Regions from separate parts of the Homo sapiens genome. Here region 2 is linked to region 1. Evidence: chromatin loops called from intact Hi-C (ENCODE). Cell type or tissue: B cell. All regions are shown on one strand. Links, peaks and the distances in the headings refer to the core of each region. The heading gives the core; the rest is flanking DNA. Region 1 overlaps CHL1 (cell adhesion molecule L1 like). Region 2 overlaps CHL1 (cell adhesion molecule L1 like).

Region 1 (11,869 bases), core at 1,191-9,190:
AGATATAGACATGAATACCCTTGGTATTAATTAGTAGTAGATGTCCTTACTTCTGATAGCCCTTACATAATGTATCCCTCTCTATGAGTGCTGTAGATTTTTCACTTATATCTACAAATACAGAAGATATAACTTATTAAAAGTTCAATAGGAATAAGTCCTCATGTTATGAGAGAGTATAAAGCAATAGTTAGAGTGATGTGAAATATTATAACTCTGTCTTCTGGAATTATTCCTTGAAAAGATTAATTATGTATGCCTAATGAGATAACAGTGACAAGGTATAATTTAGAGATTATAAAGCTGAGAATTGAAATGCCTAGCATGTGCACGTGCACACACACACACACACACACACACACGTAACTGCTCTTTTGCAAATCTTCATCACATCAATTGTGTTGAATCCATTCTCTTAGGCTATACATTCTCATGCTAGCAAAATGAAAACTTGAAAGTAATATGTTGAAGAGATACTATGTTGAAGAGATTCCCATGTTGATTGCAGCATTATTTACAATAGCCAAGATATAGAATCAACCTAAGTGTCCATCAACAGATGAATAAAGAAAATGTGGTGTATATATACACAATTGAATAGTACTCAGCCATAATAAGAATGAAATCCTGTCATTGTGGTAACATGGATGAATCTAGAGGACAATATGCTAAGTGAAATAAGCAAGGCACAGAAAGACTAATATCCCACGTTCTCACTCATTTGTGGAGTCTGAAAAAGCTGATGTCACAAAAGTACAGAGTTATTAGTGACTCCGGAATGTATCAAGGAGGGGAGGATAGGAAGAGATTGGTCAATGACATAAAATTACAATTAGACAGGAGAAATAAGTTCTGGTGTTCTATAGCATAGTTGGGTGACTATAGTAAACAGTATTATAGTTTGTATTTCCAAATAACTAGAAGAGAGGATCCTGAGTTCTCACCACAAAGAAATAATGTTTCAGGAGACGGATATGCGAAAGCCAATGTACACATGTATCCAATCATTATGATGTACTCCATAGATGTGTGTACTTATTGTGTATCAATTAAAAACACAATTCAAAAATTGTCATGGGTTTGCTCTTTTTTTTTGCATTACAAAGTGACATCTATTTCTTGACTACATGCTAGGTGATTAATTATAAAATGGCTCTGTGCATTGAAGCATCTCTTTCAAGAGCTTTACAACCTGACTTTTGGGAAAGATACATTGTATCTTTTGAATGATTCAATAGTGAAATTTATTTCTGAGTTTACCATTTTGTGATTTCTGAATTTTTTCACTTTCAGCATTTCCACTAGTGTTTTATTTACTGGTTCCACAAATCAGTCAGTTTCATCAAATTTGCCAACTGCAAGCCTAAACCATTGGAAATTGGCATAATGAATGTTCTGAGTGAGAATATATATGTTATTAGGAATATTTTAAATATAAGAAAATGTGATACAAACCTGGCTGCCAAAATATGGCAAAAATGTAAACAAAAATTGATGTGTAAAAAATACCACTGTATTTAAAAGGGATAAAACTAATCAGATAGTATTTTAAAGCTGATGTCTTGATGGCACAATTTTAAATTGAAGTGCTATGGGGGATATTGTCTTACTGGTATTTGCAGTTTGGGCTCAAAAAACCAGAAACTATATCTTTAAGGGTGTTTAACAGAATAATTCTAAATATTATAGTTTTCTCTTTCCTTTTTGTTGTCCTGTGATTTTAACTTTGACATTCTTATGTGACAATTGAAAAAGTCTCTTCACTTTTGTGTATTCTTTCTAATGTGATCAGGAGAATTAAAATGAACATTTTCTTTCATAAAGCTGAGAGTTAATTCTGAAACGTTGTACCAGAATACTTTTATGAATGAAAGACTAGCCTTTGAACCCTAGGAGAGTCAACTCTACACCAACCCTGTCTATTAAAAAAAGTCTGTGCTTACAGATGTCTTGTGTGAGATGTGGCTTTACCAAAAGTATCTGAACTTCAAATTTCTCCTATCACTGCCAACTACCCATGGGTATTGGCAATATATTTGGTAGACTTATTTCTTCTGTAGGCATATGATGCCATGGCCAAAGTGAACTCTACATTTTTAAGAGAGGCTGCTAAATATGGCCAATCACAACAGAAAACTAGCATTTCTCCAATTTGGCAGTGGTTTCTGGATGGCACACCCAGACTTACTTCCTTAAGCAATGCTGATATATGGAAATGCCATGATAGAGGCTCAGAAGCTAACACTGAATTCAGCAGTGCAGAAAAACTCCAAATCATGTGGTTCTTCTTTGTCAATATTTTCACTAAGGCAGCATAAGATATTAAATCACCTGGAATTAGTTATGTGCCATTTCAGCAACCTTTTGTGCTCAGTCTGCTACAAGCTGCTTGTGCTGATTAGCAGTTTAAAAGTCTGCAGGGGAAGGAAATTTTCAGTAGCTTGATTTTCCCCCACCCTTTGGTCCTGTGTGCATTGGGGAAGAAATTACCTTCTGTGCAATTCCTGAATAATTTGGTTTGATTATTAATAGATTCATGCTGAAAAAAGAACAATAACAGAAAAAAAATTACCCATGGGGTTGCAGCTGTGCTCCCAGATACAAAACAGGGAAAGAAAACAGGTCTCTCCAAGCAAAGGGTATATGTGTATACGTGTGTGTGCATGTGTAGCTCTGATTCTAAGAAGCCATTGGTTCATTTATTCATGCATCAAATATTTATTGAGCTGCGAACAAATCCCAGGCACTGTGAGGAAGACAGATTTCCTGCCCTCCCAGAGTTGCCATTACTAAGAATGTTAGCCAATAAATAAATCTTTACGGGAAAGAAACAAAGGACTGTGATAGAAAAAAATGGGAGGAGAAACTTACTTTAGAAAGGATTATCTGAGAAGGTGCCTTTCACGCTGAGCCAGAAAGGGAAGAAGGCAAACAGGAAAAGAGCCAGAAGAGCAGAGTTCCCAGCAGAGGGGAAGCAAGTGGAGAGGCGGTGTGGAGGAATCAATTTGGCCCCATCTGGAATGGACAGAAGGCTAGAACCTGCAGTGCAGTGAGTGTGGGAGAAACCAGCTGGCACAAGGTGAGCTTAGGGCAGATCACATAAGGCCTTGTAGGTCATGGACAACAATATGGATTTAAGTGCAGTATAGGAACTTCAAAGGAATTCCAACAGTTAAGCTAGTTGATGTAATTTGTGTCTATATGTATATATATTTATATATACAAACAAAACAAACCTTGGCTGTTGCATGCAGAGTAGATTGCAATGGAGAGGAGGACCAGTTGGTATTCCGCAAGGGAGATAAGAACAGCTTAGGCTTGAATGAGGATGTGATAAAGGGGATTTTATGAGCAAGGCTGTTTTATTATTTTATTTATTGTACTTCTATTAAGATGATATGGGTGCTTTGGGGGCTGTTGTAAATTATAACCCACAGCCCCTGCACAGGAAACCTCCACAGGAAACAATCAAAGAATAAGTGGTTGTGAGATGACAAGGTTTACGATACGTGTTTTCAGGCTTCTTAATAGCAGAGTGATTGGGTGATTTCCAAAAGACCTCAGGGCTGGGATGGGTGAAATTTTGTGAGCTTCTGGATTGGATGAGGGTGTGCTCTTGCAGAAAGAATTCCTGAATACTTTCTGCACTGACAGAACCTGCTTATTAATTCTTACAGCAGTTATGTTTTAGAAGATGAAAGACCCTTTCCATTCAATTATTGATCATAAGCATGATGTGTGTTGATTAAAATGGCATGATAATGGTATCAAATGGAGTTTGGATATCTTTTTCCTTAATATACTTTTGTGTATCATATTTAAGTTTCCTCAAGTCAGTAGAGAAGATGTTACCCACATCCTCTTTTCCAAAGAAGGAATCATTTGATCATTGAAAGGTTTACTGAATAGAAAATAAATTATGTTGACTTTAGCACAAATTCCTGCCCTAAGTTTTAGCCCATATATTGATGATGTCAAGTGCTGCTAAATGTGTTCTTCTTCTATAAAAATTAAAGTTTAAGCTTTGGATGCTAACTTTCAAATCTATGTGAAATGATATGATTTATTGTGATATAAAGAATGACATAAAGAACAAAATAATACTTTTTTAAATTTATGAGGAAAAAGACAACAGAAAGGAAAAATGGGCAAAGAAAGAGAACACGTTTCATGCAAATCAAAACCACAATGAGATACCATTTCGCACCGGTCAGAATGGTTATAATTGAAAAGTCAAAAAGTAGGCCGGGCGCACTGGCTCACACCTGTAATCCCAGCACTTTGGGAGGCCAAGACGGGCGGATCACGAGGTCAGGAGATCGAGACCGTCCTGGCTAACACGGTGAAACCCCGTCAGTAAATAAAAAATACAAAAAAATTAGCTGGGCATGGTGGCGGGCACCTGTAGTCCCAGCTACTCCAGAGGCTGAGGCAGGAGAATGGCATGAACCCGGGAGGTGGAGCTTGCAGTGAGCCGAGATCATGCCACTGCACTCCAGCCTGGGCGACAGAGTGAGACTCTGTCAAAAAAAAAAAGGTCAAAAAATAAAAGATGCAGGTGAGGTTGTGTGGAGAAAAAGGAAGAGAAAGTACACTGTTAGCGGGGGTGTAAATTAGGTCAACCGTTGTAGAAGACAGTGTGGTGACTCCTCAAAGACCTGAAGACAGAAATACCATTCAATCCTGCAATCCCATTACTATATATATTCCCAAAGGAATATAAATTTTTACATTATGTTAAAAAGACACATTCATATGTATGTTCATTGCAGCACTATTCACAATAGCAAAGACATAAAATCAACCTAAATGCCCATCAATGACATCAATAACAGACTGGATAAAGGAAATGTAGTACATATGCACCATGGACTATTATGCAGCCATTAAAAAAGAATGAGATCATGTCCTTTGCATGGACATGGATGGAGCTGGAGGCTATTATCCTTAGCAAACTAATGCAGGACCTAATGCAGGAAAACCAAATACTGCATGTTCTCACTTATAAGTGGAAGCTAAGTGATGAGAAAACATGAACACTTAGAGGAGAACAACACACACTGGGGCCTACTTGAAGGTGGAGGGTGGGAGGAGGGAGAGGATCAGAAAAATTAACTAATGGGAACTAGGCTTAATGAAATAGTCTGTACAACAAACCCACATGACACAGGTTTACCTGTGTAACAAACTGGCACATGTACCCCTGAACTTAAAATGAAAGTTTTTTAAAAAAGAGAACACATTTCAGAAAAAAACTCAAATGGCCAAAATACATACTAAGATAGACAACCTCATGAATAGTCAGGGGAATGCACATTGAAATCACAGTGAAACAATTGTTCATCTACATCATTGAATAATACTTAGTATCTAAAAGGGATGGACTACTGATATATGCAACAAAATAAATGACTCTTAAAAGCATTATGCTAGGTGAAAGAAAGTTACATACTGTGGGATTTCATTTATACGATATTTTGGAAAAGGTGAAATTGAAGGGATAGCAATAGAATCATTGTTTTTAAAGACTGGGGAGGGTGGTTGACGACTGACATGATGGGAATACTGTGTGCTGATTGTGGTGGTATTAATACCCCATCTACCTTTGTCAATATTCATTGAATTGTACCTTTACAAATTTGGTTATTGTGATGTATGTAAATTAAACCTTCAATGATCTGATTTTAAACATTACAGTGAAGTCAGGAGTGGTGGTATGCACCTGTAGTTCCAGCTACTCAGGAGGCTGAGGTGGAAGGATCTCTTGAGCCTGGAAATTCGAGGCTGTAGCATGGGTGTCCAACCTTTTGACTACCCTGGGCCACATTGGAAGAAGAAGAATTGTCTTGAGCCACACATAAAATACACTAACACTAACGATAGCTGATGAGTTGTTTTTTTTTTAAAAAAAGGTCCATGCATAATTTTTGTGATATCTGTCATGCCACCACAGATATCAAAGAAGTCCTCACATTCAAAGGATTTTACACCTATGCATGTAGAATGCTATAATTGCACCTGTGAGTAGCCACTGCACTCCAGCTTGGGCAACATAGTGAGATCCCATCACAAAAAAGACTCACAATGAGAAAATGTTATCATTTATTAGACTACAACAATGAAAATATGTAGTACAGAATCTTGTGAAGGTGTTAGGAAATGAGAACGCTCATGCTCTGTTGGTGTGAGTGGACAGTGGCATAACCTCCTTTTAGAGGAGGAATTTCACATCAGCTAGTAAAGTTGAACATGTTTTAACCCACACCTTCGAAAGTCTGATAAACATTTACAATCAATTGTCTCTGAAGCCTACTACCTGGAGGCCTCATCTGGATAGAACCTTGGTCTCCACAACCATCCTTATCTTAACCAAGACACTCCCTTCTATCGATTCCAGGTCTTTAGATAAACTCCTTGGACTAGTTGCCAATTAGAAAATCTTTGAATCCACCTATGACCTGAAATCCCACACTCACCCACTTTGAGTTGTCTCACCTTTCCAGAATGAACCAATGTACATGTTTCATGCATTTATTGATGTCTTATTTCTCCTTAAAATGGATAAAACCAAGCTGTAGCCCGACCACCTTGGGCACGTGTTCTCAGGATCTCCTGAAGCTGTGTCATGGGCCATGGTCACTCGTGTGGCTCGGAATAAATCTCATCAAATATTTTACAGAATTTGACTCTTTTCATTGACACTAATCATCATTGTAAAATTAAGACTATAGTAATCAGTGCATTTTGAGCCCTCAGTTGTTCAAGTACTATCACAGAAGATCGATATCAACTTTTGTTTCAGCTCCAGATTAAAAGGTGAGCCTATTAGAGTGTTTATGTGTAGCAGACCCTACACTTATTCAAAGAATCATTTGCTTAGATCTAAGAGAAATCTCATCCCTTTTACTTTTAATATCATGGTCCTTGTGAAAGACCAGACAAAAAGTCAACCCAGTTAGTTCCTTAAAAGAGGAAAAGTAGAGGGAATTCGCATGAGCAACACCTCAGTACTTAACAGTCATTCAAGGACTTATGCATCAACAGTACTTGGCATTTCATGTAATCCTTCCAATGTTCTTATCAGTTCTGTGTGTTCTTACCATTGAAATATAGATGTGCACACCATTGAAAAGTTTAAATCATTAATTTAGTATTAAGTTAACAAGAACATAGATGCTACACCTAAACTTATCCAAGATATTAATCCATTGTGCCTTAGTACTTTATTGACTCAATTTATAAAAATATTGTATGTGTTCAGTAAAAATATAACTACATTTAAGACATAAGTTTGATTTTATGACTTAGGTTTCTGTAAGAAGCAGCATACTTTTAACTCAGGCTTATGAATATAATATCACTTCATCTCCTTACAAAGTAATTAGAATAAAGGCAGCATATATTTTGTATGAACTAAAAAGAAGTACAAAATATTGGTCCCCAAAATTAAAATGTAAGTTCTTAACTACACATTTCTATGCTATATTACTTGTATTAGTTTCCCATTATGGTAATAACCAAGTTCCTCAAATTTAGTGGCTTAAACCAACATACCTTTTTCTGTTAGAGATCTGAAGTTTAGAAGTCCTAAAATCAAGGTGGCAGCAGGGCTGTACCTTTCTAGAAGCTCTAGGGGAGAATCTGTTTACTTGCCTTTTTTTTAGCTTCTAGAGGCCACTTGCACTCTAGCTCACGGTCCTGTTGGAGCTCAGGGGAAGCTGCCCTCTTGCCCTTGGATGGTTTGCTGAAAAATGAAGCCACAATAAGGCATGTTAATAAGAAGAAAGCATAAAATTTATTTACCCATATGCATGTGGAGAATCACAGAGTGATTACCTAATTACCCAATCAAACCCAAACACTTATATAACCTCCTTTCAGAAGAGCGGGGGTAGATGGGAAATATAGGTAATTCCTTTGACGGACATTACATGATTACTAGGGAAAAGTAAATGGATCCTTGGGAAAACGAATAGATGGACTTGTAAATGATTTGGAAGTTGAATGAACTTCAGAGACAGGCACTATTTTGTAGAAAGGCTGTGCCAGTTCTGAATACATTCTTTCACTCCTGTCTTGAAATAGATAATGAGATAACAGGGAAGGGAAGGAAAAACAATTTTTTTTTTGGTGGATCCATCCTATTTTTATGAAGATGGGGAAAAGTCTCTTCTAACGCATATTGATTTCTAAGGGATTTTAATTCAAAGTATTCATTACTTCCAGGGAATCATATTTTGGGGTGAAATTCTCTGTGTTTTTTTAGTGCCATCCTTCATTTTTATAGCCAGCAGTATAGCATCTTCCAATTTTCCTTTCTTTCTGGGCTCTGTCCTCAAAACATCTTTTCAGATTCTGACCCTCCAGCTTCTCTTGTGTAAAGACACTTGTTATACATTGGCCCACCCACATAATCCAGGACAATATCTCCCTCTCAAAATCCTGAATCACCTTACATTTGCAAAGTCCTATTTCCAATGTAAGGTAATATTCTCAGGTCCTAGCAACTAGGACACGAACATCTTTGGGGTTATTATTTTAATCAGTTGCTCCACCCTTTAAACTCTTTTCTGGTTGATATATCCATAAAATTAAGTGACATTCGGGTGAAGTGTCATCACCCATCACTATCCCTATCTGATATAAAACAATGATACTTAAGTGAAGTGTTATAGGAATACAAATTTGCACTATGAAGTTAATATTAGAAGATAAACATCCTCTAAATATTATCTTATGGAGGTAAGATGACTTTTGTGTGAGGACTATACCATCTTTTATTCTTGGAGTAATTTACTATTCAGAATGTGGTCAGTTTTGGCACGTTGTCAGAACTGCAACTGTGTAAGGAATAAAGAATAAGACCTATCTCAGAAGGTTGTTGCAATTATTAAATAAATTATTATTTTGGCATATAGACTTGCTATGTATTTACTGCAGTTGTTAATATTAGATCCATGTGAACTATCAAAAATTGTATTATAATTGTCCAACAGGTTCTTCTTGCCCACTGCATGGATAGGGCAAATTCACTGAGACAGCGGTATTACAGTAGAGAAAGAGTTTAATAATTGCAGGCCCAGTGAAGCAGAAGGACTGGATTTATTATTACTCAGATCAGCATCTCTGAAAGCTCAGAGGCTAAGGTTTTTCCAGGATAGTTTGGTAGGCAGGGGGCTAGGGAATGGGAAATGCTGATAGGTTGGGGCAGGGATGAAATCATAGGGGTCAAAGCTGTCTTCTTACATGAAGTCACTTCTTGGGTGGGAGCTCCAGGACTGGTTGAATTAGTTCCTTGGTATGAGTCACAGATCCTGGTGGAGTCAGCTGGCCTGCCCAAATGCAAGAGTCTGAAAAATACCTCAAAGACTAATCTTAGGTTTTCACAATAATGATGTTACCTATAGGAGCAATTGGGAAGGTTACAAATCTTGTAACCTCTGGCACAATGGCTGGTTATTGTTTAACTGTACCTACATCCTAATAGAGTTCAGGCCCCTCCCATAATCCTAGTCTTGTGGCCTTTTATTACTTTTACAAAGGTGGTTTTGGTCCCTGAACAAGGAGGGAGTAGTTTGGGGAAGGGCTATTTTTATCCTTGTTTTAAAGTTAAACTATAAACTAAATTTCTCCCAAAGATAGCTTGGCCTATGTCGAGGAATGACCAAGGACAGCTTGGAGTTGAGAAGCAAGATGGAGTCAGCTATGTCAGATTTCTCTTTGATATAGTTTGAATATATATCTCCGCCAAATCTAATGTTGAAATGTAATCCCCAGTGTTCGAGATTAGGCCTGGTAGGAGAGGTGTTTGGGTCATGGGAACAGATCCCGTATGGCCTGGTGCTGTCCTCGTGATATAGAGTGAGTACTCATGAGATCTGGTTGTTTAAAAGTAGGTGGCTCCTCCCCAACTAAGTCTCTCTCTAGCTTCTCCTTCCACCATATGGTGTGCCTGCTCCAACTTTGCCTTCTACCACGAGTAAAAACTCCCTAATGCTCACCCAGAAGCCAAGCAGATGCCAGTGCCATGCTTGTACAGCTTGAAGAAGCATGAGCCAGTGAAAACTCTTTTCTTTACAAATTACCCGGTCTCAGGTATTTCTTTATAGCAATGCAAGAATGGCCTAATACATTTATTGTCATAATTTTGCAAACGTAGCTTCCCTGTTGGCTACATCAAATTGAGGGTTTGCTAGGATAGAAAAGTGGAAAATATCAATTAAACAACTCAGAGCCGGGTGCAGTGGCTCACGCCTGTAATCCCAGCTACTCAGGAGGCTGAGGCGTGCAGATCACCTAAGGTCGAGAGTTCAAGACCAGCCTGGCCAACATGGTGACACCCCATCTCTACTAAAAACAGAAAAATTAGCCAGGTGTGGTGGCTCACGCCTGTAATCCCAGCTACTCAGGAGGCCGGGCGGGAGAACACTTGAACTCAGGAGGCAGAGGCTGCAGTAAGCCAAGATCTCGCCACTGCACTCCAGCCTGAGTGACAGAGTGAGACTCTATCTCAAAAAGAACTCAAAAAGATTGTGTTAGGTACTTACAGACTAGAAGATTATGTTAATGAATCTTTTATTCATTCAACATATAATTATTGCCCACTGAGTATGTAACACGTTTTCTGTTATGTTTAGAAATAATTATGAGCAACTCAGAATGATCTCCACCCTCAGAGAGTGTACAGTCTACCTCAGTATGTAGATGATTAATAGACAAACAATAAGTGTTGAATGTTGCACAAACTGTCCTTTATTTGATCCTTAGAGTTATATAGCATATTTAAACATTTTGAAGTTTGAAAATGCATACAAATTAGAGAGACATCCAATAAGGTAGGACTTGGGTTAATGTTTACTTTCCTCAAGCACGAGAATAGTATGTGAGAATTAAGAATTAATTGTTAAAACACATCTTTATATTTCTTTATGAGACAACTCTTGAAGCAAAAGTGAAAGCTGGCTCAAACACAGTTCAATTACACAGACGTATACACACACTTATAGTCACACACACACACAAAACCACCACTGTCCAGGAACTAAACAATAATTGTACTCTTCTAGATATGTAAAATCAAGCGAGGAACAGTTAAGAATAGGTTATGGCCAAGCGTGGTGGCTCACGCCTGTAATCCCAGCACTTTGGGAGGCTGAGGTGGGCAGATCACGAGGTCAGGAGATTGAGGCCATCCTGGCTAACTCTGTGAAAACCCGTCTCTACTAAAAATTCAAAAAATTAGCCAGGTGTGGTGGCAGGCACCTGTAGTCCCAGCTACTCGGGGGGCTGAGGCAGGAGAATCACTTGAACCTGGGAGGCGGAGCTTGCAGTGAGCCGAGATAGCACCAGTGCACTTCAGCCCGGGAGACAGAATGAGACTCTGTCTAAAAAAAAGAGACACGTTAATCTTAACTTTTTTTGAGAGAGTCTCGTTCCGTCGCCCAGGAGAGAGTGCGGAGGCACGATCTCAGCTCACTGCAACCTCCACCGTCAGGTTCAAGTGATTCTCGTGCCTCAGCCTCCTGAGTAGCTGGGACTACAGGCATGCACCACTATGCCCAGCTAATTTTTTATATTTTTAGTAGAGACGGGGTTTTACCATGTTGGCCACGCTAATGTTGAGCTCCTGGTGTCATGTGATCCGCCTGCTTCGGCCTCCCAAAGTGCGGATCCCAAAGTAGGATTACAGGCATGAGCCACCATGCCAGGCTGAAAATTCTGTATTCTATTATATATTATATAATAGAATATTTTATATATATATACTTATATATTATATAATATATAATTATACACACATATATATTTTTTAATTTTATTATTATTATTATTTTTTCTGAGACGGAGTTTTGCTCTGTCGCCCAGGCTG
Region 2 (11,869 bases), core at 1,997-9,996, 70 kb after region 1:
TATTATTCTCCCAATTGTAACAACCAAAAATGTCTTCAGATAACATAAAAACATCCGTGGGGGAAAAATCCCTCTCCTCCACCCCAGTTGAGAACAGCTGGTATAAAAGCATCCTTTCCTTCTTTTATCACAGTATGTATGATTAAAATAAATGTTAACAATGACTAATAGTAGGGAATTTATCAGATGAATGAATGCATTTACATATGTATTTTCCAGATAGTCACACTCTCCCTCACTGATTCATCCACCCATTTATTATTCAACAAACACTTACTATGTACCAATTATCCACTAAGTACTTTGCCAGGTAGAGGGGATACATTCGTGAAATGTAAGTTTCTGCCCTGATGGGGCTTACAGACTTTCGGTGGAACTAGATAAAACAACGAAACAAAAGATATTACTAATAAGTGTTTTGTTTACAATAAGGCAGGAAGTTATAAGGGAAAGACAGGGGGGCTGCATGAGATTAGTGGACAAGGAAGGACTTTCTGAGGTGACATTTAAGGTGAGAAATGAATAATAAGAGGAAAACAAACAAAGATGTGAAAAATTTATTCATTAATTTTACTTATTTCTTATAGCATATGAGGTTTATGCTAGGAGTGCAAAAGGATGATCATTTGGTGGCATATCAACTTGCTTCTCTACCCATATTTGTGAAAAACACCAGATTGTTTGTGTGGAAGCCACTGGGAACTGTTCCAAACCGTGTGAGAAGTCTGACGTTTTTTATTGAGGGAGCATAGCCCTACCAATGTAAAGGCGTTGTTTTATGACAATGCCGTGAAAACTGGTAAGACATTGAAAAGCAAAAATGAGACATGCAGACCTTAAAATATCCTGTGTGATAAGAACTAGTGATTGTTCACTGAAAAAGACAAATTTTAGTTCTATCTTCATGACATTATATGTTGCTGGGGAGATGGTGGTGACCAGGGAAAACTGTTCAGAGGAAAATCCTGGCCTGATACATTTAAAAGAAAGCAGGTAAATGCGTATTCATCTTTTTTTTTTTTTCTCCAACCTCAGTAGATCTAAGGACATTAATCAGACCTTGGGATAATTATATATAGCTGTGCTATGAGTACGTGGATTCATTTATAATTCCATTGGTAGTAGATAATGCAATTAAGTACAAAATTCTGCAGAATCTATTATATCGTTGTTTGACGAATCAAATAATGTATTCTGCATTTTTATTCTCATGAATATTTCCCTTATAAATAGATGTCTAAAATGAACTATTTTGCATATGCTTGCCTTATGAAAGTAGGCTTATCCACTGGAAATACAAAGCTGTTTTAAGCATATTTGTGTGTTTAAACATGCTTACGCATGTTTTCAAGCATAATTGAAATAATTAGAATAAGTTTCATTATCACCTTTCACCTTTTATGCTAGATGCTGGATCAAGTCAAAACTGGAATTGCAAGTCAAACATCTTGATGAGATACAGAATTCTGTAAAGGGAAGAGATGAATTACAAAATACAACCTTGTTTGAGGAAGACATTATGACAGCTGGGTGACTTGGGCATTTAAATGGAATCTGATGAAGTCCCTCCCACCATTTTCTCTATAAAATGCCAATGGCATTTAAAAGTAGTGTCACCAGAGGAGCCAATGTATATTTTTATACTGCAATTAAGCAATTGAGTACAAAATTCAGTACAGTCAGTGGGAATGTGATCAGATGAATAAAGGAAGTCAGAGAAGATAATCATTTCAGTTCTTTCCCTAATTTTGCTTTCTAGCCTGGTACTTAAAATTCACAGGCTCACAAGTCTCACTGGGCTCCAGAGAAGAAGCCTGACTCCTCCCCAGCTGTGTACTCTCAGGCAAACTACGTAGACTCTACCTCAGTTTACTCAATTTTAAAATTGAGATCATAATTCTTGTCTTCTAGAATATTTGTGAGGATTGAATGAAATACTATGTATAATATGCACATTACATAGCTAATGCTCAATAAATCATAACTTTATGATTAGCAATGTTTGTTTCCCTCAGAAGTGACCTAAAACCAACAACAACAATATTTTTATTTTGCTTTCTATGATCACTGCTAATTATGAAAAAAAAAATGTGCCTGCCTTGATGCTTAGGAAAGAAAAATGGTTGCAATGAGAGAGAAAGCAGTGTTTCCAGACTTGTGATGACTTTATTCAGTTTTCTGCATTTTGTTTCTCTCTGGCAGTTTTTTTTCTCCTGTCACTTTCAAGATTGAACATAATTACAGTAATGAATTATAAATGAACATAATATGTAATGAATATAATACATAAAGTTTATTACCCCCATTTTCATAATTCTGATTCCAAGTTAGAGATCCCCTTCCAAGATAGGCTCCATAGCCTCCTGTGTAAGATGTCTCTGCCCACCCTACCCCAGATAACACCACCCAGTTTGTCTCCTGCAAGGCACTTATCACAACCCTTAATGTTTTTTGTTATTCGCAGGGGGTCCTGATCCATGCCCCAAAAGTGGGTTCTTGGATCTCGCACAAGAAAGAATTTGGGGCAAGTCCATAGAGTAAAGTGAAAGCAAGTTTATTAAGAAAGTAGGGCTGGGCATGGTGGCTCATGCCTGTAATCCCAGCACTTTGGGAGGCCGAAGTGAGTGGATCACCTGAGGTCAGGAGATCAAGACCAGCCTGGCCAACATGGTGAAACCCCATCTCTACTAAAAATACAAAAATTAGCCAGGCATGGTGACGCACCCCTGTAATCCCAGCTACTTGGGAGGCTGAGGCAGGAGAACCACTTGAACTTAGTAGGCGTAGGTTGCAGTGAGCCGAGATTGCGCCATTGCACTCCAGCCTGGGTGACAGAGTGAGACTTTGTCTCAAAAAAAAAAAAAAAAAATTAAACAAAGAAAGTAAAGGAATAAAAGAATGGCTACTCTATAGACAGAACAGAAGCATGAGCTACCCAGTTGCTTATACTTATTGTTACTTATTGATTAATGCTAAACAAGGGGTGGATTATTCATGATTTTCCAGGAAAGCGGTAGGCAATTCCCAGAACTGAGGGTTCTTTCCCTTTTTAGACCATATAAGGTAACTTTCTGACGTTGCCATGGCATTTGTAAACTGTCATGGCACTGGTGGGAGTGTCTTTTAGCGTGCTAATTAGAATATAATGAGCAGTGAGGACCACCAGAGGTCACTTTCATTACCATTTTGGTTTTGGTGGGATTTGGCCAGCTTCTTCACCGCCACCTGTTTTATCAGCAAGGTCTTTATGACCTGTATCTTGTGCCAACCTCCTATCTCATCCTCTGACTTAGAATACCCATCCTTCTGGGAATGCAGCCCAGTAGGTCTCAGCCTTATTTTACCTAACCCCCATTCAAGATGGAGTTGCTCTGGTTCAAACGCCTCTGACATTTTCATTTATACTTTTCACATATGTATCAACATATAATATAAAAATTTAAAATGTCATATATTATATATTAATACATATTATATTTACCATCATTAGAATGTAAATTCTAGTAGGTCAGTGAAGAAATCTGTCTTGTTCACCACTCCCTCTCTAGACAATAGCTCTGTGCCAGGTACATGCAGACACTCAATGTATATTGAATGTTGAAGAACTTTTCCTGCAAACCGTAATTGCCACCTGATAGGTTTACACATTCGATTGTCTTTTCACCTGCTCTTATATAAATTTGTGCTGAGACACGCAAGCCATTTGATGTTGTAGTTATTTTTTACAGTAGAGGTGCTTTGGGAAAGATGATTGAGATACCTCCTTATAATCTTAGAATCCATCCTAAAATGTCTTCTACTCAGATAATAAATGCCAGTCTTTGATTTGATATATTTAACTCTTTAGGTAATATTTACAATACATAGAACTAACTGGATTTAGTAAGATGCTTTAATTTACTGATAGCATGCTACTTATTAGTGTGTGCCTTCAAGCATCAAATATACCAAAAAAATGATCATTTTTGTTATGGTAGCAGATAGATACATTGCTCCACTGGTGTCTTTTTTTGTTTTTTTTTTTGAGATGGAGTCTCACTCTATCATCCAGGGTGGAGTGCAGTGGCACGATCTCAGTTCACTGCAACCTCCGCCTCCCGGGTTGAAGCGATTCTCCTGCCTCAGCCTCCCGAGTAGCTGGGACTACAGGCGTGCGCCATCACGCCAGGCTAAGTTTTTTGTATTTTTAGTAGAGATGGGGTTTTACCCTGTTGGCCAGGCTGGTCTCAAACTCCTGACCTCGGGCAATCTGCCCACCTTAGCCTCCCAAAGTGCTGGGATTACAGGCATGAGCCACTATGACCCGCCTTCACTGGAATTCTTTAGCTAGCCTTATTTTACTTGGATTCTGATTGAAATATGTTCTCCTCAGAATACAGGATGAAACAAAGCTAATTTAAGGTGACCAAGTTTATACATTAAGTACAATTAGTGCATTTTTCACCAGAAAGTTGGTCACTACTTTAAGATTTTACCTTCATTTTCATTAGAAGGTATTGGTTAATCTATTATCTCCTCTCTCTAACTGCAGTCATCATATTAAACTTTTGCAAATTTTAGGTGACAAACACATGTCGAATTTACATATATACAGGCATAATTTACATATATGCATATACAATGTACAATATATCCAGAAGGTAATTAGCAACTGGTTACAGTTTGCTACTAATGTACAATATATCCAGAAGGTAATTAGCAACTGGTTACAGTTTGCTACTAATGAGGTCAAGTTTACAGATCTACTGTTCCTCTGAGTCTGTCTTTTGGCTCTGTTGCATTGCCACAGATCCTATCATGATCCCTGGGCTGCTGTTTCACACACGTTGTTTGTCACAGGAGGGGGGCCATGAAGGAGGATGTGATTGCTCCCCTGCCAACCCCCTACCTCTACTGGTCAAGGATCTCAGCATTTTTCTGACGAATGGCATGGGCGGGATGCGCTCCATCTTTGCATTCTCTATGTGTCAGGCTGTGTCCACAGGGAATTGTCTGTGAAGGGTTTTTAAATCAGTGGGACCAGTAACACCATCTTTATATAGTGAAGACAGCTTATCATTAAATATAGTTTGAGACAAGCTTAATTGTGCAACTGAAAAATATTTTCGATAATATTTACAACTTTTATCTATTTAGTGTTATTAGATGAAGACTTTATCATTTTTTTCCATCATGCCTTTGGTTTTGTGAGCTTCTTTTTTGTTTTTATTTCCCGATTTCTTTCTTTCAGATACTTTTAATCAACATTTCTTCCTTTGGAAAACAGGTCAAATGACAATGCGAAGGGTGATCAAGGAGAAAATGTGTGAAGTAGAAGCCTAGAACTCAAGAGAAATGAATAATATCTTGGCATCACTTACTTTGCTTTAATTTCTTAGTTTTACTCCTTTAATGTAACAACTGTTTTTCATTTAAAAGGGAGTCATGAAACAAACATCTATATAATATTTTGGGGATTAAAAATGCATTTGCAAAGTTAGATTTATTGGTTTTTATCTTAAAGACATAAAAACTTGATATCATATTTAATTTTGTGCTCAAACTTACCGATAACACATTACTTAATCCTTGAAATTATTTGCTTTATTCCCTGTTGTGGATTAAGATGAGTGATTTTATTCTGAAAATATTAGGTTGTTGTAAAAGTAATTGTGGTTTTTGCCATTAATAATTCACAATATGAGAGCAATTATAGAATCTAGCTAAAATTATATGTATTTATCCATCTCTCATTATTCATGGTAGTTATCTTCTATAAAGTCTCTGCAAACACTGAATTAGTAAATACTGAACAATTACTCCTGGTAGGTAAATAAGAGCTTGGTTCCTGCACGACTCTGGCCACATTTTTGTCAATCTATCAATACATAATCTTATTTTATATGTATTTCTGTTTAATGATATCTTATGTAATACATATTGTATGCTCATTAATACATTTATTTAATACATATTGATTTAATACATATCTTATTTAATACATATTTTATGCTCATTAATACATTTATTTAATACATATTGATTTAATACATCTTATTTAATACATATTGTATGCTCATTAATACATTTACTTAATACATATTGATGCTCATGTGCTTTCGAGCATCAAATATACCAAAAAAATGATCATTTTTGTTATGGTAGCACATAGATACATTGCTCCACTGGTATCTTTTTTTTTTTTTTTTTTTTTGAGATGGAGTCTCACTCTATCACCCAGGGTGGAGTGCAGTATACTCACAGTATACTCATAGCCAATAGCACCGTAACTCACCCCTCATTGAAGCTTGTTCAACACAGTTTTTTTCTCTGTAAGGCATGTTATAGCCTCCTTGTGCTTAAGAAAACTAGGGAGCACTTCTGCATTATTTTTAAACAGCAAGTCATTTTAAACAGCAGAATCATAAACAAAAAACATAAAAATGAGAAGAACTAAATAGACCATGAAAAAACCACTTGTTTATAGTAAGAGAACTGAAACATGAAGGCAGAGTTTCACTTTGTTCAACCTCAGCTGGCAACATGTGTAGGGGGTAACTCAAATTTTGTGATTCTCTGCACATGTTGGGGAAAGATCACACAAATATTGTGAGTATTAATTTGGAGTACAAATTAATATTAGCAAATAGCTGTATTTGCAAATATGGAATCTGTGGATAATGAGAACAGACAGTATTTATATTCTAGGTTAGAAAAGAGAAAATGAGCTCCTTTTAGTCATCAGAAGCCAATGAAAGACCTGGGTTTAGTATTTTCTTCCATCTCTTGATTTCTGTTTGCTTAATTGAATGACAAATTCTAATTAGTCATGCCTGACTAACATAATTTAGGATGAAACTATGTCTTCATCACTCTCTACTTCTGACCCTGGCCCTGTTCCTAGAGTACAGTAGGCATTCAGTTAATGCTTGTTGAAAGAATGCATAAACCCCTTTCCTCATTTGGAACTTTATGGAATTGCTGAGAACATCAGATGGCAATAAGGTGATTGGAGCTGTAATCACACACAAAAAGTTGTCTATTTTAATTAGCCAGGTGTGGTGGCACACACCTGTAATCCCAGCTACTTGGGAGGCTGAGGCAGGAGAATTGCTTGAACCCGGGAGACAGAGGTTGTGGTGAGCAGAGAATGTACCACTGCACTCCAGCTTGGGCAATAGAATGAGACTCTGTCTCAAAAAAAAAAAAAAGAAAGAAAGAAAAAGAAAAAAAGTTAAAACCACCAAATTGTTTATTTTCTATTTTGAGGATTTTAATTTTGCTTAATAACATAGTCATTGAAATTAATTTATAAATAATATTGTATAGTTCAAAACATTAATATAGGACTTTTTTGCTGTAAACCAGGGTTGCCTGTTTAATATTTGTATTTCATTATGAGTAGTGAACTAGTATCTCTTGTAATGCAAGGTAAAGAGGAAGAGGTTGGTTAACAAAAAGGAACTATGTTAATTTTGCTATTAATAAGGGGGAAAACCTTTTGAATTTATTTATCCTGGAGACACAAAACTTAAACTCATAATGATGTCATATATATTAGCATTACTATATTTCCTTATTATTGCAAATGTATTCTACCCAGGTCTTTTCATCATTGTAGTCACTTAAAAAACATATTGGGTAAGTTTTATTATACAATTTTTCTCAGATTGATTTTAGTTTTATTTTTTCTTTTCTCTTCTTTTCTTTTCTTTTTCTTTTTCTTTTTTTTAACCTCAGAAGGAATTAGATGTCCAGTATAAAGAAGCCTGATCACTCTGGCCTTACTTGGCTTTCCAATAATAGTATTTTTAGGATCACTGATATAAAACCTACAAAGTAAGTAATTTGGTTCATATAAGCAGGCAAGTAATAAATTTTCCTATACATTGTTATTTCTCATTAAATACATACTATTACTCTCCAAATAAGAGATTTTTAGAGGTCATTTTTTTTCTCATTTTTTTAAAATACTGACTGACCCATATTTGCACTGGTAGACTCAGAAGTGTTTGGTTTATACTTGTTCAAAATGATTGTCAGCAGATGTAATGAGCCTTGGACCAGTCCAGTAACTTGGCTAACATATGTCTGCAGAAGGATTTTAAAATCCTGCTGACTAGGCTGGTCCTGTCGAGTCTCACAGCAGAAAAATTGTCTTTTGCAGCTCAGCTTATAAATATAACCTTTGTGTGTTTGGAAATATCCCTTCTAAGGCAGGACTTATGCTCACCCTGAAATTCAAATGTTCATTTTGATGTCAGCACTAACCAGGAGAAAGAAAAGGTGGAAACGATTCCTCTTGCACGTTTCAGAGTGTTAGAAACCGCCTATTATTTGTGTCTTGTTCTTTGCTGCTCTGTACAAGCTCTAGAAGTCATAAAAGTGTTCCTCACAAATTGACTCCTTAGAAATGCTGACTCTGTGTTTCAAATCTTATAAAAATATCTAAATGGTAGACGTATTGTTTTCATTACAGATGCATTAAGTCAAAACTGCCAAAGGCTGTGTTGTTTCTGCAAACAGGGCAACTACTGCTTGAATGGGGCTAATCTGTTTAGGCACTGAGGGGCTAGCTGTGCTGTCTGCACATATTTAATCACAAAGCTTTACTTGACTTTCCCACATATTTCCTTTTAGTATTTTTACTTATGGAAAGCAAGAATCAGGTTTTATAGTCATTCAGTAAGTCCTCTTTTTAAATAAAAATTGTTATATTGGAAACAGTGTCTACAAGACCACTGGTGGAAATTAATATAGCCAATATAATTAGTAAGTTGGATTCACCACACCACAGTAGGTAAATCTTATTGGGGGCAAAAATTGCTATCTTATTCACAAGTGTGTTGAGCTGTTCTTGTATTGCTATAAAGGAATACCCGAGACTTAGTAATTTATAAAGAAAAGAGGTTAGTTGGCTCATGGTTCTGCAGTCTACAACCATGGCACCGCTCAGCTTCTGGGGAAGCCACAGGGAGCTTTTACTCATGGTGGAAGGTGAAGCGGAAGCAGGCACGTCACATGGCCAGAGCAGGAGCAAGAGGGAGAGAGTGGGGGAGGCGCCACACGCTTCTAAACAACCAGATCTCAAGAGAACTCACTATCATGGACAGCACCCAGCCATGAGGGATCTACCCGCATCACCCAGATACCTCCTACCAGGCACCACCTCCAAAATCAGGGAGTACGTTTCAACAGGAGATGTGGTTGAGACAGATATCCAAGCTGTATCACCAAGTGAACTACCGAAGCTTTTTATTGATTTGTATTAAGCCAACACATGGGTTTACCCAGTAACTCATGATTTTTACACAAAAACCAAATTAATGTTTATCGAACAGTTATTTGGATATAAATACATAGATATAGCACAGTGCTTCAGGTTAGTTTATAAAAATCAAGTCTTTCCTTTAAATAATAAATGATTTATGCATTCATTCAAATTTAGAATGCTGAGGAATAAACTACAAAAAAAACTTGTGGCTGAGTGCAGCGGCTCATGCTTGTAATCCTAGCACTTTGGGAGGCCGAGGTGGATGGTTCTCTTGAGGCCAGGAGTTTGAGACCAGCCTTGCCAACATGGGGAAAACTTGTCTCTACTAAAAATACAAAAAATTAGCCGGGCATGATGGCAGGTGCCTGTAGTCCCAGCTACTCTGGAGGCTGTAGCACAAGAATCGCTTCAACCGGGGAGGTGAAGGTTGCAGTGGGCTGAGAGATCGAGCCACTGCACTCCAGCCTGGGCCACAGAGTGACACTCCATCAAAAAAAATTTTAAAAAAACCCTAATTGAATCTTTCCCCCTGTATTTCTGAGAAAAAGGAGCAAATATAAAATAAACAAAAAGAATACATATGGAACATTTATTTAGAAATCAAAGACCCAGCGTCATACGTTCTAATGTTTGATAAGATACTACCCAGTTTCCTGCAACTTTCACTTTTGTTCTGTCAAAGATTCCAAATGATGATTGTGAGCCACTGTAACCTGAAGACATATTGGATACATTTACTTATGTGTGTTAAATTGTGATTCTTAATGCTATTTTGTGGAAAGGCTGGAGAAGATTTTTTTTTTTTTTTTGAGATGGAGTCTTGCTCTGTCACTCAGCCTCTGGGGTTCAAGCAATTCTCCTGCCTCAGCCTCCTGAGTAGCTGGGATTACAGGCAGTTGCCACCACACCCAGCTAATTTTTGAATTTTTTTGTAGAGACAGGCTTCACTGTGTTGGCCAGGTTAATCTCAAACTCCTGACTTCAGGTGACCCATCCACCTTAGATTTTTAAAATAAAGGTTACAGGCTGGGAGCAGTGGCTCACACCTGTGTTCTAAGCACTTTGGGAGGCCGAGGCAGGCAGATCGGTTGAGCCTAGGAGTTCAAGACCAGACTGGGCAACATGACGAAACCCTGTCTCTATACAAAATTCAAAAATTAGCTGGGTGTGGTGGCAGGCACCTGCAGTCTCGGCTACTCAGGAGGGTGAGGTTGGAGAATCACTTGAGCCTGGGAGGTCGAGGATGCAGTGAGTCATGATTACACCACTGCTCTCCAGTCTGGGTGACAGAGCAAGACTCTTGTCTCAAAATAAATAGGTACGTACATACCTACATACGTACTAGAATCAAGGGGGTTGTTTCTGAGTTCATTGAGTTAACGAGGAAGGTAAATTAATCAGGACCTTCCCAAGTTACCCATGTAATATTATTTAATTGTACATGTTTAAACAAGCTCAGATTACGTTGACTGTGAGTCTTAAAACGGTAACCACAAACAGGTTATACCAAGATCCCTCACAATGTGTGTTGTCTGAGAGAAAAATCTTATCATTTTCTTTTTTTCCACATTCACTATTGTTCCTAGATTATGAAAGGTAGTCATTCACTAAACCCTTCTAAAATATTCCTTTTTTTTCCAAATATAGAATTATTATATTAGTAACAGTACAGGCATGCCCATAACAAAAAATGGAAACTAATATAGTCAATATAATTAGTAAGTTTGATTCATCACATCCCAGGGTAGAATACCTCTTGACCTTCAAAACTGCGGTCGACCACAATTCAGATTTTGAGCTATTCACCAGTGAGAATGCATGGCAATACATGCCTAATTGGCATAGTTACATGTCATTAATTTATTCCTTTTATTCATTTAACAAATATTTATTGAATGTTTACTATGTGCCAGACACTATAATGCTGTTCTAAGATAGCTTATATTACTTATTATTGAAATTATACTTATTAAAATGGTAATAATTTGTAGAGAGATTAAACTTTGTTTTCTTGCCCTCCCTTTCTCCTTCTCCTCTTCCTTTCTTCCTTTGTTTCTTTTCTTTCTTTGCCTCCTTCTTTTGTGTAGCCATAAACAGGAGTCTACTGGGTCGTTTCTGTTTGTAAGGCACAATCTGCCTCCCAATCCCCCTCCCAAAAAAACTAACAAAATTTAGGGAAGGAGCTGATTTCACATTTCTTCAGAGGGCCTGTTAGAGTGATAAAAGGCAAAATTATTTTCTTTACACGAACAGTCACAGAACCAAAAAGGCCAAGGAAGAAGCCAGAGAGCACATAGTATTTAATTAGGAGAGTTTCTAGTGTCCCGAAGCCACAGAAGAAGCAGCTGCTTAAACATTGCTTACCCTTTGACTAATGGCCAAAAGCACTGAATAGGAGAAGGATTAACATGGATAAGACTTAAATAAAAGTGATACAATCATCAGAGCAACAACAAACAAAGGCACATTAAAAAGTAACATGAAATGATGTTAAGAAAGAGGTCATGGATGCAAAATGATAAAATGTTTCGTTCTTTGGAAGTAACTCTTTTTTTTTCTTCTGTTCTTAGTCATCCATCTCTGTCAGAGTTCTCAAATAAAAATGCAAAGGAAAGT

Evidence for each region. Peaks named below come from ENCODE experiments on the same cell type or tissue, not always from the same donor. Only the 100,000 strongest peaks of a DNase experiment are listed, where the experiment ranks them.
Region 2: it touches region 1 in a loop (3-fold over the local background); 1 of 110 quality-filtered maps calls a loop at or near these places.

Annotation. Positions count from the first base shown.
Region 1 is chr3:214,622-226,490 of GRCh38, forward strand. The region is part of intron 1 of CHL1 (cell adhesion molecule L1 like); the gene reads left to right. Among named protein-coding and RNA genes, the nearest start is that of CHL1-AS2, 23 kb to the left of the region's middle. In B cell, for the core only: no CTCF peak of the experiment used is centred there; a DNase peak (open chromatin) is centred at 4,610.
Region 2 is chr3:283,760-295,628 of GRCh38, forward strand. The region is part of intron 2 of CHL1 (cell adhesion molecule L1 like); the gene reads left to right. Among named protein-coding and RNA genes, the nearest start is that of CHL1-AS2, 92 kb to the left of the region's middle. In B cell, for the core only: no CTCF peak of the experiment used is centred there; DNase peaks (open chromatin) are centred at 6,392 and 7,462; H3K4me3 peaks cover 1,596 bases; H3K27ac peaks cover 2,107 bases.